Regions from separate parts of the Homo sapiens genome. Here region 1 is linked to region 2. The links are chromatin contacts, found by Hi-C or POLR2A ChIA-PET in ENCODE. All regions are on one chromosome and are shown on one strand. Each heading gives the region's core, a stretch centred on a gene start or an enhancer-like site at or near the end of the contact. The rest is flanking DNA. Distances are from core to core; before and after follow the strand shown.

The links. Hi-C counts contacts between places; a loop is a spot of excess contacts on that map. ChIA-PET counts read pairs that join two places held with the same protein, here RNA polymerase II (POLR2A). Pooled maps may share reads with other maps.
Region 1: a pooled map shows a loop between it and region 2 (10-fold over the local background). The contact joins the promoter of PNMA8C here to the enhancer-like site in region 2. A Hi-C loop is called at or near these places in 4 of 50 pooled maps. POLR2A ChIA-PET finds 5 or more read pairs at or near these places in 2 of 52 experiments (A673 and activated T-cell).

What each region holds. Positions count from the first base shown.
Region 1 is chr19:46,425,073-46,431,716 of GRCh38, forward strand. It overlaps PNMA8C (PNMA family member 8C), which reads right to left and starts at 3,864. Exons shown (of 1, transcript NM_001386793.1): 1 at 1-3,864. The coding sequence starts at 3,287. The coding sequence ends at 2,673. RefSeq lists enhancers at 1,035-1,542, 1,254-1,383, 1,543-2,049, 1,894-1,943, 3,595-3,864.
Region 2 is chr19:46,113,183-46,120,261 of GRCh38, forward strand. IGFL3 (IGF like family member 3) reads right to left here. Exons shown (of 4, transcript NM_207393.2): 4 at 6,885-7,079. It also overlaps a transcript of IGFL2 not described here and the pseudogene LOC100533846. Among named protein-coding and RNA genes, the nearest start is that of IGFL3, 8.0 kb to the right of the region's middle. Within about 2 kb of position 2,374, at least 5 of the 41 ENCODE cell types and tissues checked have a DNase peak (open chromatin) inside an H3K27ac peak, as active enhancers do.

The DNA of each region.
Region 1 (6,644 bases), core at 2,614-5,113, 310 kb after region 2:
TCCACAATAAGCACAAAATACAGTCTTCATGCTGCAATATGATAAGAAATGTCACACTATCCCTTATTATACAACGATTATGCCTTGATGGGAGAGCAGCATGCAACAAACACGCTGGAGGCTTTCGTAGCATTTATTCAAGCTCAGACTCTGGGATGCAATAACGAACACAGTAGTACAATATTCTGCGAGTGGGTATGCCCAGGCTGGGCATTTACAAGGAATAGAAAAATCAGGCCGGGCGTGGTGGCTCACGCCTGTAATCCCAACACTTTGGGAGGCCGAAGTGGGCGGATCACAAGGTCAGGAGATTGAGACCATCCTGGCTAATACGGTGAAACCCTGTCTCTACTAAAAATACAAAAATTAGCTGGGCGTGGTGGTGCGCACCTGTAGTCCCAGATACTCAGGAGGCTGAGGCAGGAGAATCACTTGAACCCAGGAAGCAGAGGTTGCAGTGAGCCAAGATCGTGCCACTGCACTCCAGCCTGGGCTACAGAAGGAGACTCCACCTCAAAAAAAAAAAAAAAAAAAAAAAAAGAATCAACAGAGAAGCTGGGCGCAGTGGCTTACACCTGCAATCCCAGCACTTTGGGAGACCAAGGCGGGAGATTGAGACCATCCTGGCCAACATGGTGAAACCCTTTCTCTAGTAAAAATACAAAATTTAGCTGGACGTGGTGGTTCATGCCTGTAATCCTAGCTACTAGGGAGGCTGAGGCAGGAGAATCGCTTGGACCAGGGAGTCAGAGGTTGCAGTGAGCTGAGATTGCACCTCTGCACTCCAGCCTGGTGACAGAGCGAGACTCTGTCTCAAAAAAAAAAGACGTTAGGAGTCTCTGACATTACAATTTGGTAGGCTGAGTCTTTGTGTTGTGTGTAAGTTACATTTTTGAAAAGAGATTCAGTCAAACCTTTGCAGATCCTTGAACTAACAAGTTTGCAAATTGACAGGTCCGTTGTCTCTGAGCAAAAGATCTGCCTACTCACATGTATTTGGATTTTACCTGATTTTTAAAATTCTTCTTCACCTCAGTGTTAACGTCGTTCATTGGTAACTCTTGAAAATGGCCTCTTAATGATTTACCTCCTTTTGGACCATTGCCCAGAAGCCTTGCCTCTTCTTTAGAGAGTGGAGTTCACTCCTCCTCACCAAGCCAGAGCTTCTGGAATTTAACTTGGGGAGACTCACACCCTCACCCCAGGCGCCAATCGGGGCAGAAGGGTCCCGCTTCTGACCACTTCTGTAAGAGAGACTCAGCGTGTAGAGAAAGACGACAGCTTTTCAAGAGCCGCTTACAGATCAGTGAGTTCCTCAGAGGTGGGGAGCAGGCAACTCACTCTCAGCCATGGTTTCTGCTTGACATGCGCAAAACAGGGTGGCCCACTCCGAACAAGTTTGTGCCAGAGGTACATTCAAGGTACATGCTTTTGAAACACAGAAAACGGCTCTAGACTTTGCAATAACAGGATTTCCAGGAGGGCGCAAAGCTAGAGGGGTCCGTGCCGCCCGCCTCCCCCCAGCAAGAGAGGCTGTCCCCAGAATCAGGCCGTGGGTGACAGCCGAAGGAGGATGGCGGCCCTTCTCCCGAGTAGGGATCTCCCTGACACGTTCCTCCTGGGTCTGCGTGAGTTTTCTTCAACTCCAGTAAGAGATCTGCAAAACCTTGGAATCCAGGACCGTTTCCACCTCCTCCATTTTCTGCAAAGGGCGCAGGCGCCTGGGGTCAGCCTGTGGTCTCCATAGCAACGGTCGGACGCGCTGCTAGGTTCTGGCTCTGACTGCGCCTGCGCGGCTGGTCCCGCGGGGTCTCCCGAGTAGCGGAAGATATTTGTGGGTCTTTGAGACCCTTCCTCGCTTAGAAATTACTCTCATCTACTCAAATGATACCCATACACATATTCAGGTGTTACCCGCACACTCTCAAATATTACCCACAACTACTTTCAATTATACGCGGATGCCACCCACACACTCTAATGCTACCCACACTCACTAACGTGTATTCAAGTAACCCAAATGTTACCCGCACCTACTCAAATAGCTACTATGAGAGTCACGGGCAAGGTTTTGGTCTGTTTATTCCCCTTCTGTATCCCCAGTGCCTGGCACACTGTAGGTCCTCAGGAAATTTTGTTGGTTGCATGGATACATGGATGAATGAGCAATCCACACTCAACCAGATTTTATGATCATTCAGCTGTTACCCACATGTACTCAAATGCTACCTACGCTCACTCTGATGTCTCCAAGTAATTCAAATATTACCCACTTACTCTGAGTGCCATGAAGGCAGGGATTTTTATTGAGTTTACTCCCTTCCATATCCCCAGCTCCTGGAACATAGTAGGTATGCAATAAATATCTGTAAGATGAATAAATGAGCCACGGGCACCCAGACGTTAACCACACCCACTCAGATGTAACCCACAAGTTAGTTAACTCAGATAAAGATATCCACCTCTTTCGCACTAGTCAGATGTTACCTGTGCTATCCAAATGATACCCATTCTTACTCCAAAGTTACCCACTCACTAGAGTCATTCCCACCCTCCCTTGCATTACCCACACTCACTCGCACTCCTTAAACGTAGTGAGGTGGTACCTACCCTCCCACAGTCATCACCCACACCCCCTCAGACACTCCCCACGCCCACCCGATGCCACCACCTCACAGCTTCTTGTCTGAGGCGTGATGCCGCCGGCGGTTTTTCTTGTTCTTCCTTTTGCCCCTCTTGCCAACTCCAGCCTTGCTCTCCTTCTCGGAGGAGTCCAGAGGTGGCACCACGTCCATCTGGACGGTGGCCCCAGCCTCCGGTTTCTCCCCCAGCCCAGGCACAGAGCACTTTCTTGCAGGCAGCTCTCTGGGGCCCGTGGCTGGGGGACACAGTTCCTGCCTCAGGACCCGGGCCATATCCTCCACCGTCCTGCCCTCGCTCTGCAGAAAGAGGTTCAGCTTGGTCAGGAATTCAATGTCCTGCTTCCGGGGCATGTAGACCACTCTCCACACACCGCCCTTGCCCTTGATCTCCCTGGGGACCACGGCGTAATTGATGTCCTCCGTCAGCTGAATGATGGCCGCCTTGGATTTATCTTCTTCCAGATAGGCCTTCCCAGCCACTTCGAACTTGCCTAGAGGTTTGAGGGGCAGCCGAATAATCTCTTCGAATTCCTCGTGGTTGCAGTCCTCCGGGATCCCCAGGATCATCAGGGACTTGTAACTGTCCACCTCCAGGGCCTTGCACCCGTGCTCCAACAGTGCAATGTCCTTCACCCCGAACAGCATCTTGCCCAACTCTTTGAGGCAGCAGTATGCCCGCTGGTGGACACCTGAGCTGCCTCGGGAATCCACGAAATTATCCAGGATGCCGCGATTCCTTCCCAAAGGCTACGAGAGAGTGAGGCCTCAGGGGCCGGAGGCCGCTCCCAGGACCCCTTCGTCCAGCTCAGTGAAGGATGCCCCCAGCCCCTGCCTGCAGGGCTGTGCAACGTCGGGGCTTCTGTGGCTCCCTCTGAGTGGGCTCGAAGATTCCCAGGGACTTACGCGTGCTGGAGAAGCAGAAGGCGGTGTTTGCCACCTGACTCGTGGCTCCCGGGTCCTGGGCAAGGCTGCACCAAGGAGGGTCTAAAGATGATGCTTCCCCTTTCTTGGCGTGGCCTCCGAAGGTCTCACAGGCCCCAACGGTCTCTCCGGATCTGGGACTGCTGATCTCCCTGGGACAACTGCCAACAGAGTGTCGTAGGCGCGGCCCTGGCAGGCAGGGAGGCGCGTCCCTCACCGCTGGCCCAGAGGTTGCACTCAGTGCCCTGTCGCCGGACTAGGACGAGGATGTGGCCGCTGCACTTGCTCCCGCGGTGACGTCACCGCCTCCTTCCGCTCTGCGGCCTGGCGGTCTCCATGGCAACCGCTGAAGCATCCATCTCCTCTGCCATTGGCCGACTGGCCGCATTGAAATCAAGAGTCTGAGGGGGTCATTCGGAGGTGAGGGGTCGGCCACCAGCCCTCAGAAGCGCCCGCGATTCTCCTTTGAATAATAGCCGATTCCAGGGGTGAGGGGACAGCGAATGTACAAGAGGCACCCGGGGCATCTTTTGGGGTCAGAAAGTAAGGAAGTGATTAAAAAAAAAAAATGAGAACACCTGGAAAGACAGAGGAACCAGCCTGAAATGCTCCCACTGGCCAACCCTGGGACAATTTGAGCATCAACGTTAAAAATGAAAGTAACAGATTATAACCCCTTGAATAAAATTAGAATCTATGAGTTGATGTAGATATAAGCACGTGAATGCAAAGTTTGGTGAAGAATGTGAACTATCAAAGTACCTGCCCATATAATACTCATCAAAGGGAACAAATGTATCTTTACAGTGGAATGTTCTTGCATGTAGGACACACACACACACACACACACACACTATAATATTCAGAGCGATATGACAATTTAGACTCAAAATGCTTCAGAGGATAAAACATTCTTTTTTTTTTTTTTTTTTTTTTGAGATGAAGTCTCCCTCTGTTGCCCAGGCTAGAGTGCAGTGGCCCGATCTTGGCTCATTGCAACCTCTGCCTCCCCAGTTCAAGCGATTCTCCTGCCTCAGCTTCCCAAGTAGCTGGGATTACAGGCATGTGCCACCAAGCTCAGCTAATTTTTGTATTTTTAGTAGAGATGTAGTTTCACCATGTCGGCCAGGCTGGTCTTGAACTCCCAACCTCAGGTGATCCATCCACTTCGGCCTCCCAAAATGCTAGGATTACAGGCCACAGCCATTGCACCTGGCCGCGAAAACATTCTTTATACTATATTTGCAACTCTTCTGTAGGTTTATGGTTGTTTCAAATAAATGTTTAAAAATAAATAAGAAATGTCTCCCCCATGTGATGACATCCACAATGTCTATTCCTCTCCTCCCCAGTCCCCATTAATAAAGCCAAAACATTTGGGTTAGGTCGACACCCTTTATACCCCCAGTTCCAGGGATAAGCCCTGATTGGCTTGAACCAATTAGCATAATCTCACCCTCCTTCCCACAGTGATTGGTTCAGAAATGGTCACCCAGGTAACCTGGACAAAAAGCAATTAGTGCTTAATATGCCCCTCTTCTCTGAGATTGGTTAAAGGTTAGACACGTGAACTCAGTAAGTCCAGTCAGAATGAAGGTAAGGATTTCTGCAACTGGTAAGCGGAGGAAGACTCTCTCTTTCCTCCTAGACGTGAAAGACTAAGTATAGGAGCTACAGGAGGCTGTCTTGGAAGCATGACAAACTCTCTTCCTTCCTTCCTTCCTTCCTTCCTTCCTTCCTTCCTTCCTTCCTTCTTTTTTCTTTCTTTCCTTCTTTCTTTCAGACAGAGTCTTGCTCTGTCGCCCAGGCTGGAGTGCAGTGGCGCGATCTCGACTCACTGCAACCTCAACCTCTCAGGTTCAAGCAATTCTCCTGCCCCAGCCTGTAAAACAGCTGAGATTACAGGCGCCCGCCACCACGCCCGGCTAACTTTTTGTGTTTTTAGTAGAGACAGGGTTTCACCATGTTGTCCAGGCTGGTCTCAAACTCCTGACCTCAAGTGATCCACCTGCCCCGGCCTCCCAAAGTGCTGGGCTTACAGGCATGAACCACCGCGTCCAGCCAATAAACACTTTGAGGATGAACTTTGCATCTAGAGGAAGGCAGAGTTGAGGGAACAACCAGAAACCAGGCCATAGTCAGGAAGACATCATATGCCTCAGGATCAAACAACACCTGAAACCGACATCCCCTGAAACTTTGTTTTTACACGTAGTCAGAAGTGCACGAATTATAAATGAAAATCCATTAACTGAACACATGGTGTAACCAGCACCCAAATCAGTAAATGAACATCATAGCATTCCCAGAGGATATCCTGTGCTTTCTCCAAATCACTATATCCTCTTAAGGGAAGCCACTATCTTGACTTTCAACAGCATAGGTTAGTTTTGCCTGTTTTTGTATTTTACATAAATGGAATCACATATTACGTGGTCTATGTTTCTTGGTGAACATATATGTACATATCCATTAGTTTTAAGCCTGAACAAATGCCTTAGCAGATTCTACAAGTTTCCCAAACTGGTCGTACCATTTTATTCTCCCACCAAACAGTGTAAAAAAAAAAAATCCAGTTTCGCCACATGCTCATCAATACTAGATTTTTTTTTTTCCTGAGATGGAGTTTTGCTCTTGTTGCCCAGGCTAGAGTACAATGGCACGATCTCGGCTCACTGCAAGCTCCGCCTCCCGGGTTCACGCCATTCTTCTGCCTCAGCCTCCCGAGTAGCTGGGACTACAGGCGCCCACCACTAGGCCCGGCTAATTTTTTTGTATTTTTAGTAGAGACGGGGTTTTACCGTGTTAGCCAGGATGGTCTCGATCTCCTGACCTCGTGATCTGCACGTCTTGGCCTCTCAAAGTGCTGGGATTACAGGCGTGAGCCACCGCGCCCGGCCTGATGCCTCCGGTTTTATAGTCAGGAAAACCGAAGATCAGAGAGGTTAATTCACTTACCTAAGGTCACACAGCTAGTGAATGGCAAAGCTAGACTTCCCGCCTCAGCACCCTGACTCCTGGGCGCACAGATTTAACATTATACAATACCATGGAGTTCCCTGAGAAAGGGGTCCCATATTG
Region 2 (7,079 bases), core at 1,124-3,623:
CTACAGAGGCAAAAAGCGTTCCGTCCTCTCTTAGAGGGAGATGAAAAGACGTTGGTAGACAAAATGAAGACCTAGTACTCACTATCACTCCTCCAGACAGGATGTGTTCTGCACTTTCCTGGTATGCCATTTTGTTCATAGCCTGAAGTCAGACTGTTGTTGGATGTATTCAGAAATTTCCAAAGCACTAATAAAAACAGGAAAGGATCAATCATGGGGACATTTGGAAACTTCCATTTTGACTGAACAAATGGAATCCACGTAGATATCCAGGATTACGACAAAGAAGATAAGCATTGTGGAAGCCATAAAGGGAGAAATCCAAGATTTATCTTTAACCTCAGTTGTCACAGGAAAGACAATGACCCATGGGCACAAGAGAAGCAGGAAATAAGATGGGATAAAGCTTGAAGACTTTTGGCTCCACTGATGTCTATAGAGAGCTTTCTGGGAGCTGTATGAAAACCAGCTTTACACCACAAAGCCAAGACTAGCAATAATATTCCATGCTTGTTATCTGCCATGTCTAAGAAGGCAATGGTTGTGTAAAGCATGTAAGTTAGAGCCCTGAACTACCCTAATTAAATGGGGTGTTCAGCCGTTTTAGCCTTGAGATCATCACTGTCAAAAAACAGCAATAAATAGATGACAGCAATAATGAAGAAAGCAGTCCCCTGTATTGAAGTTCTGCTCTGTGTTACAAAAAGAGCTTGGTTTATGGCTGTATTTCTTAGAGATGAGAGACAAAATATACAGACAATGGCCAGACCACATATAAAAACAGAACTCTGACCCATAACCTACAGCAGCCTGCCTAGGAAATCAACCCACTTTTCTACAATAAACAGCCCAGGAAGCCACTTGCTGTAAGTCACACTTGTAGGAAGTCAGACTTTCTCTGGTAACAATCCAGGAAACTAAACAGTAACTCCAGTAACAGTCAGCTCCAAATGGCCAGGACTTTATTAATAACTGACAACTTCCCAAATTTTTGTTCCTGTTTCTAACTTAGGAGCAACGTAGGAAAGCCAAATACGTACCCTAAACCAATCCCATAGGATGCTGTGCATCTAGTTAGCTATCCTCAGCTTCCCCATGCCAACAGCCTCCAATCAGGGAACATGCGAAAAAAAGGGTGATACCTTTTCCACTATAAAGCTTTCCTACTCCTCTGCTGGTCTTTGAGTCTCTCCCAAAATGGAAGTGATGGTGGCTGACTTCTTTGTTGTAGAATAGATAGCCTTTACTTTCTTATTTGGTTAGTCTTTGTTTTCACAGAAGTTATTGGCGAACTCCATTTATTAAAGTCATGGGTGCTGATATGGTTTGGCTCTGTGTCCCCACCCAAATCTTACCTTGAATTACCCCACATGTTAGGGAGGGACATGGTGGGAGGTGATTGGATCATGGGGGCAGTTTCCCTCATTCTTTTCTCGTGATAGTGAGTGAGTTCTCCTGAGATCTGATGGTTAAAAAGTGTGGCACTTTCTCCTTCTCTCTCTCCTGCCACCATGTAAGATACGCCTTGGTTCCCCTTTGCCTTCTGCCATGATTTTAAATTTCCAGAGACCTTCCCAGCCAAGCGGAACTGTGAGCCAATTAAACCACTTTTCTTTATAAATTACCCAGTCTCAGGCAGCTCTTCATAGCAGTGTGAAAATTGACTAATACAGGTGCTTTTTGAAAATGCAGTTTCCTGGACTCCCCACAGGTTTACAGAATCAGAATCTCTGGGAGTAAGGCCCAGAAATTTGCATTTTCATCCATAGCCCTAGTGGCTCTCATGCATACTAATATTGAGGACCAGTGTCCTAGAATATTTGGTGATTATCTTTCTCTGGCATTTGTATCACACCTATGTTCATCCATAGCCCTAGTGACTCTTGTGCATGCTAATATTGAGGACCAGTGTCCTAGAATATTTGGTGATTATCTTTCTCTGGTTTTCGTATCACAACTATGTTATGTGTATGAAATACCTAACTATCCCCACTTGTGTGTTTCAAAAGGTCCTTTTGCCTACAGGAGCAGGCTAAATCTCATGACATTCCCCACACTCAATCCTCACCCAGAATTCCTGAGCTCTGGGGAAGGTGCCATCTCCAGCCTGGTTTGCAAGCCAGAAACACAGGCTCTCTCTTACAGGGAAAATGAAAATACATTTTAAAAATGTGAATAACCCCCAAAATATCAGGTAAGGCACATAAAACAAAAATAAGGCGGCGTCAGTAGAAAACACAAGACAAAATGAAATGCAGCGAATCACTGGAAATGTTGAGGGAAGTAGCAGTTCTGGGTCAGGGGAGGCAGAAACAGCTACAGCTTGGGAGCTGTGGCCAGTGTGTTCTCTGAGAGGTAGCTATGCAGACCCAAGCTAACAGCCAACCCCAGAAACCTCAGCCTGATTCAGATTCACCTCAGGGTGAATCTGGTGACTCAGCCTGAGTGGGAGCAGTTTCACTACCCGACTCTCTGTGTAATTTAATCTTGTGTTTGCAGCCAATACCTAGCCAATACAGAAAATTAATGTATGGGAGGAGGCCAGCTGCTCTTGACATGGAAAGTTCAGATTATTTTCAAGCTTCAAGAAGGGAACCAGCGACAGGGATAAATGAATGAGTAGAGCCACTTACCAGCAAAAAGCGTTGGAATTTTTTCTATACCACTCCAGCCCCTCATTGCAGGGCTGCTGTAGAGAACTGATGTCCCCAGTTCTGCCCATCTCAGGTATACTCCAGGAGGCTCGCCGGCTGACAGCTTCCTTGCTCTGCCGCCTGTGTGAAGGGGCTGCCACTCTCTGTTCTCAGGTCTTGGTGACTGATGATGGGTCCATTTTTCCTTTTGTTGATGTTATAAGTGGGACTGTTAATTCTATTTTTGGATTGTTCATTTCCCAATCTTTTTTTTTATTATTATACTTTAAGTTCTAGGGTACATGTGCACAACATGCAGGTTTGTTACATATGTATACATGTGCCATGTTGGTGTGCTGCACCCATTAACTCGTAATTTACATTAGGTATATCTCCTCATTTCCCAGTCTTTTAAGACATACCAAATAATTTTCTCTGTGAGTGTGAGCTTACAGAAAAGAGCTCTCGTTGTCTTTCTGGCAGCAACACCGTTGATAATGCATTGCTGGCAATATCTACTTGTGGTTTTCTGTAAAAATGCTGTGAGTTTAAGGACATTTACCTAATAGTCTGACTGGGAAATCCTAGATTTTAGTAATTAAAAAAATACATTGCTTTGCCTCTAGCAAATAAGAACAATGTCTCTTTGCTGATTCAGATATATTGAATCTTTCCAAAGCATTTGCTTTAGTTAAAGCAATTTTTGATTAGTATTATTCTAATTAGAACAATTTTTAAATTTTTACAGATGAGGTTTCACTCTGTTGCACAGGCTAGTCTCGAAATTCTGGCCCCAAGGAATCCTCCTACCTCAGCCTCCTGGGTTGTGGGGATTACATGTGCTTGCTACTGAAGCGGGCCAATTAGTATTTTTTTAATGGACAAGTTATAATTGTGTGCATTTATTTGATACAATGTGATGTTCTAATTCATGTAACGGAGTTCTGGGAAAGTCATACCAACCTACAGTGGTACCTTTGTGGAAAGATTAAATCAAGCTAATTAACATACCCATTACCTTGCTTATTATTTTTAGTTTTAATAGAGCCAGTAAATCTTTTCACACTCGAATTTAACTTATATTAAATTATTTATATTGTACAACTTACACAAGTTAAATTAATTAACTTGTTTATCTTATATTAAATTAGGCAATTATAATAACTAGTAAAAATTTTATATACTGGTTTGGCATAAACTTAATTGATTGGAGTAAAAGTAGGCAAGGATTTGATTCTAAAATGAAGCCTTAAAATCTTGAGCTTTATTTTGACTATTTTTTTCTCATTATGTAAGGTACTTTATTATTTATTTTTAAAATAATTTTAAGCTTTAATTGAGCTAAGCCTATTCAGTAAGTTTTTCAGTATACCTAGAGAATAAAGGTTAATTGAGGCTGCAGTTAGGAAGATTTCTCTCTTTTTAAATTTTTATATTTTGTAGATATTTTGTAGGTATGAGGTGTCACTATGTTGCCCAGGCTGGTCTTGAACTCCTGGCCTCAAGTGATCATTTTACTTCTGCCTCTCAAAGTGCTAGGATTACAGGTGTGAGTCATTGCACCAGGCCAAGAAGAATTCTCTTAAAAGTCAATTTTTTTTTCTGATTGAATTGGTGGTTTCCAGTCCCTTCTTTTTTGTTGTTTTTTGTTTGTTTGTTTGCTTGCTTGCTTGATTTTTTTAGAGACAGAATTTGTGCTGTCACCCAGGCTAAAGTGCAGTGGTATAATCATAGCTCACTGCAGCCTCAAACTCCTGGGCCCAAGGGATCCTCCCACGTCAGCCTCTCAAGTAGCTGGGACTACATGCATGTGCCATCAAGCCTGGCTAATTTTTTTGTATTTTTAGTAGAGACGGGGTTTCACCATGTTGGCCAGGATGGCCTCGATCTCTTGACCTCGTGATCCACCCACCTTAGCCTCCCAAAGTGGTGGGATTACAGGTGTGAGCCACCGCGCCCGGACTACCATCTGTTCATTTTTAAAATGAATCTTGCTTGGGACTACAGGCCCCAGAATGGAGATAGCACTTCTTCCTGCAGGAACCAGGGACCACCTCACTCTCTTGACACTACAGAGCCTGCCTTCCTTAGCCCCTGCTTGTTAGGTGCTCCTAAATGCAACCTTTGTGGCCATACTTAGCATGCAGTGTCCTCCCTCAGGCTGTGAGCATACGTGGGGCTAATAATCTACTGTTGATTTTATCCACCCAGAATTAACGTCCTGTGTTTTGCCATCCCCACAGCCCTAGGGTGGGCATCCTTTTCTTATAAACAAGGTAAACAGGAGGCAATTAAAACAATAAAAAATTTTAAAGAGAAGTTTAGTGTTCATAAATGTCTTTAACATTAAACCACCGATAGTCTAGAGGCAGCCTTTCAAACTTCTATAAATTGGAATAGACTTTGGAGATGAATCATAACGGCTGAATAGATGCAGGTATGTTTGTCTCCCCCACAGAGAAAACCAGAATAGCAAGTAGATACTCACATTTCAAACAAATGGTCTAGGAGAGAATGCTGAGGTTCACCAGAGAAGAGATGGGAAGCACCAGAAGTAAGAAAAGGGTTTGAGGCAGCTTGCCCACCTGGGATTGACTGAGCTGGGAGAGGCTCCTGGAATGTGTGGGGAAGCAGTAAGAGAGAAAGCCCCTGGGCTCCACACTCCTAGACAGGCTTTTATAATCTTGGCTGTGGGAGAAACCCCGGACTCATTAGGGCCTCCGGCCTGACATATGAAGCTGCCCAAAGATGTTGCTCCAGAAAGGGAACCCCCACACACTCCCACAGGCATCTGAACCCTGGGCAGCCTCAGATGGGCACCATTTTGAGAGCCCAGACATCAGGTATCTACAGACAGCTGCTGCCACTTTACTGCTGCAAGGAGGCAGAGGGGAGACCAGGCACTCCCATGCACCCCTGGGAGAGTTACTGCCTCCCTGCTGAAGGCTGAAGTTGAGACTTACACGTGAGCAGACTGCATTCCCCATAGCTTCTTGCCCATGCTGCTTGCCTGCGAGGGACCTCAGCCTCTCTGGTTGCAGGCCCAAGGTGCAGTTTCCATAGTTTAAGTTCAGGCTGTGCCCTGCCCTTGGCCTCAGTTTGAGTTGACATGGCTGCAGCTGTGGCCCGGTTTAGGAGGGACAGGGAGTCCAGACTCCCTTATACATACTCAAGATAATACTCAACACCCTGCTATGGGATGATGCTTTTCTGGGAGGGATCTCTGTTTTGTCTGGTCACAAGCCCACAGCTGGCACCATTTTGAGAGTTTAACACTTGGCTGTGCCCCGCCCTCCAGGTGAGTTTGAGGTGATGAGTTCCACACCCTGCTGGGAGAGGAACAGGGTAGACTAAGCTCTCTTACCAAACAGGGTAGTCCAAGCTCTCCAGGGTACACCACACTTAGGACAGTGACCACTGCAGTACTACAAGTGACTGTGGGACTGGGGACAAGCCTGCCAACTGATCGCATCTTCTTGTAACACCAACATGGAGGGCTTGGGTCCCAGTGAGCTGTTCTACCACTGCTACTGCTATCTCCCATGCCACACCAGCTGCCCAGAGGTCTGAGAACCTGCCCACACACAGGGATCATCGTTCCCACTGCAAGCTTCTAAGCCAGACATCTGGAGGCCCAAGAATCAGCCCCTAGAACCTACTGACTGGAGCCAGGGTATGCTGCTCTGGGGCCTAAAAACAGTCATTCTCATCCCACTGCTGCTACTACTGGGGCCAAAGACTGGCTTAGTTGACGTCCAAGTTCCCAGTTAAACTTTACTACAACCTCAACTAATAGCTGTAGCTTAAGCCACTGAGGAAATCACAGATACCACTGACCCTGAATACTGCCAAAGAAGTCATGCAAAGACCACTCTACTGCAGGTCAATTGGGATAATTTCCCTAACCCCTTCACAAGACTTGTGACAGAGGTGCCTCACTCGCTCAGCCTGTAGTGCTCAATTGCTCACCAGTGGGTGGGGTGGGGTGGGGGTGCAGCTTGCCGGCAAGGGGATGCAGGAGCCCGGGTAGGTGTGTTTTGGGCACTGGCAGGAGCACAACTGTGTACTGGCCCTGCAGCAGCATCTGGGGGATGCCCACAACTCATGAAGCCTCAGAGGGAGTGTTACAGTCAGTGCTCTTTTGGCTCTGCCATCCATGAATGGCTTAGGTGTTGAACAGCTCGGTGTGACAGCCCTCTGTATCCTGAGCTCCTGCTCAGTGTCCAGGAAGAATCAGGTTGCATGAACGAATTGAAGATGGTAAATGTGGGGGATTTTATTGCCGATGAAAGTGGCTCTCAGCGGGAAGGGGAGCTGGAAAGGGGATGAAGCAGGAAGGCATTCTTCCCCTGAAGTCTGGCCATCCCCAGCTGGGCTCCTCTCCAAAGCTATGTCATTGAGCCATCCCTCTGAAGTCAAGTTGCTTCTCTCCGAAGTTCAACTGTA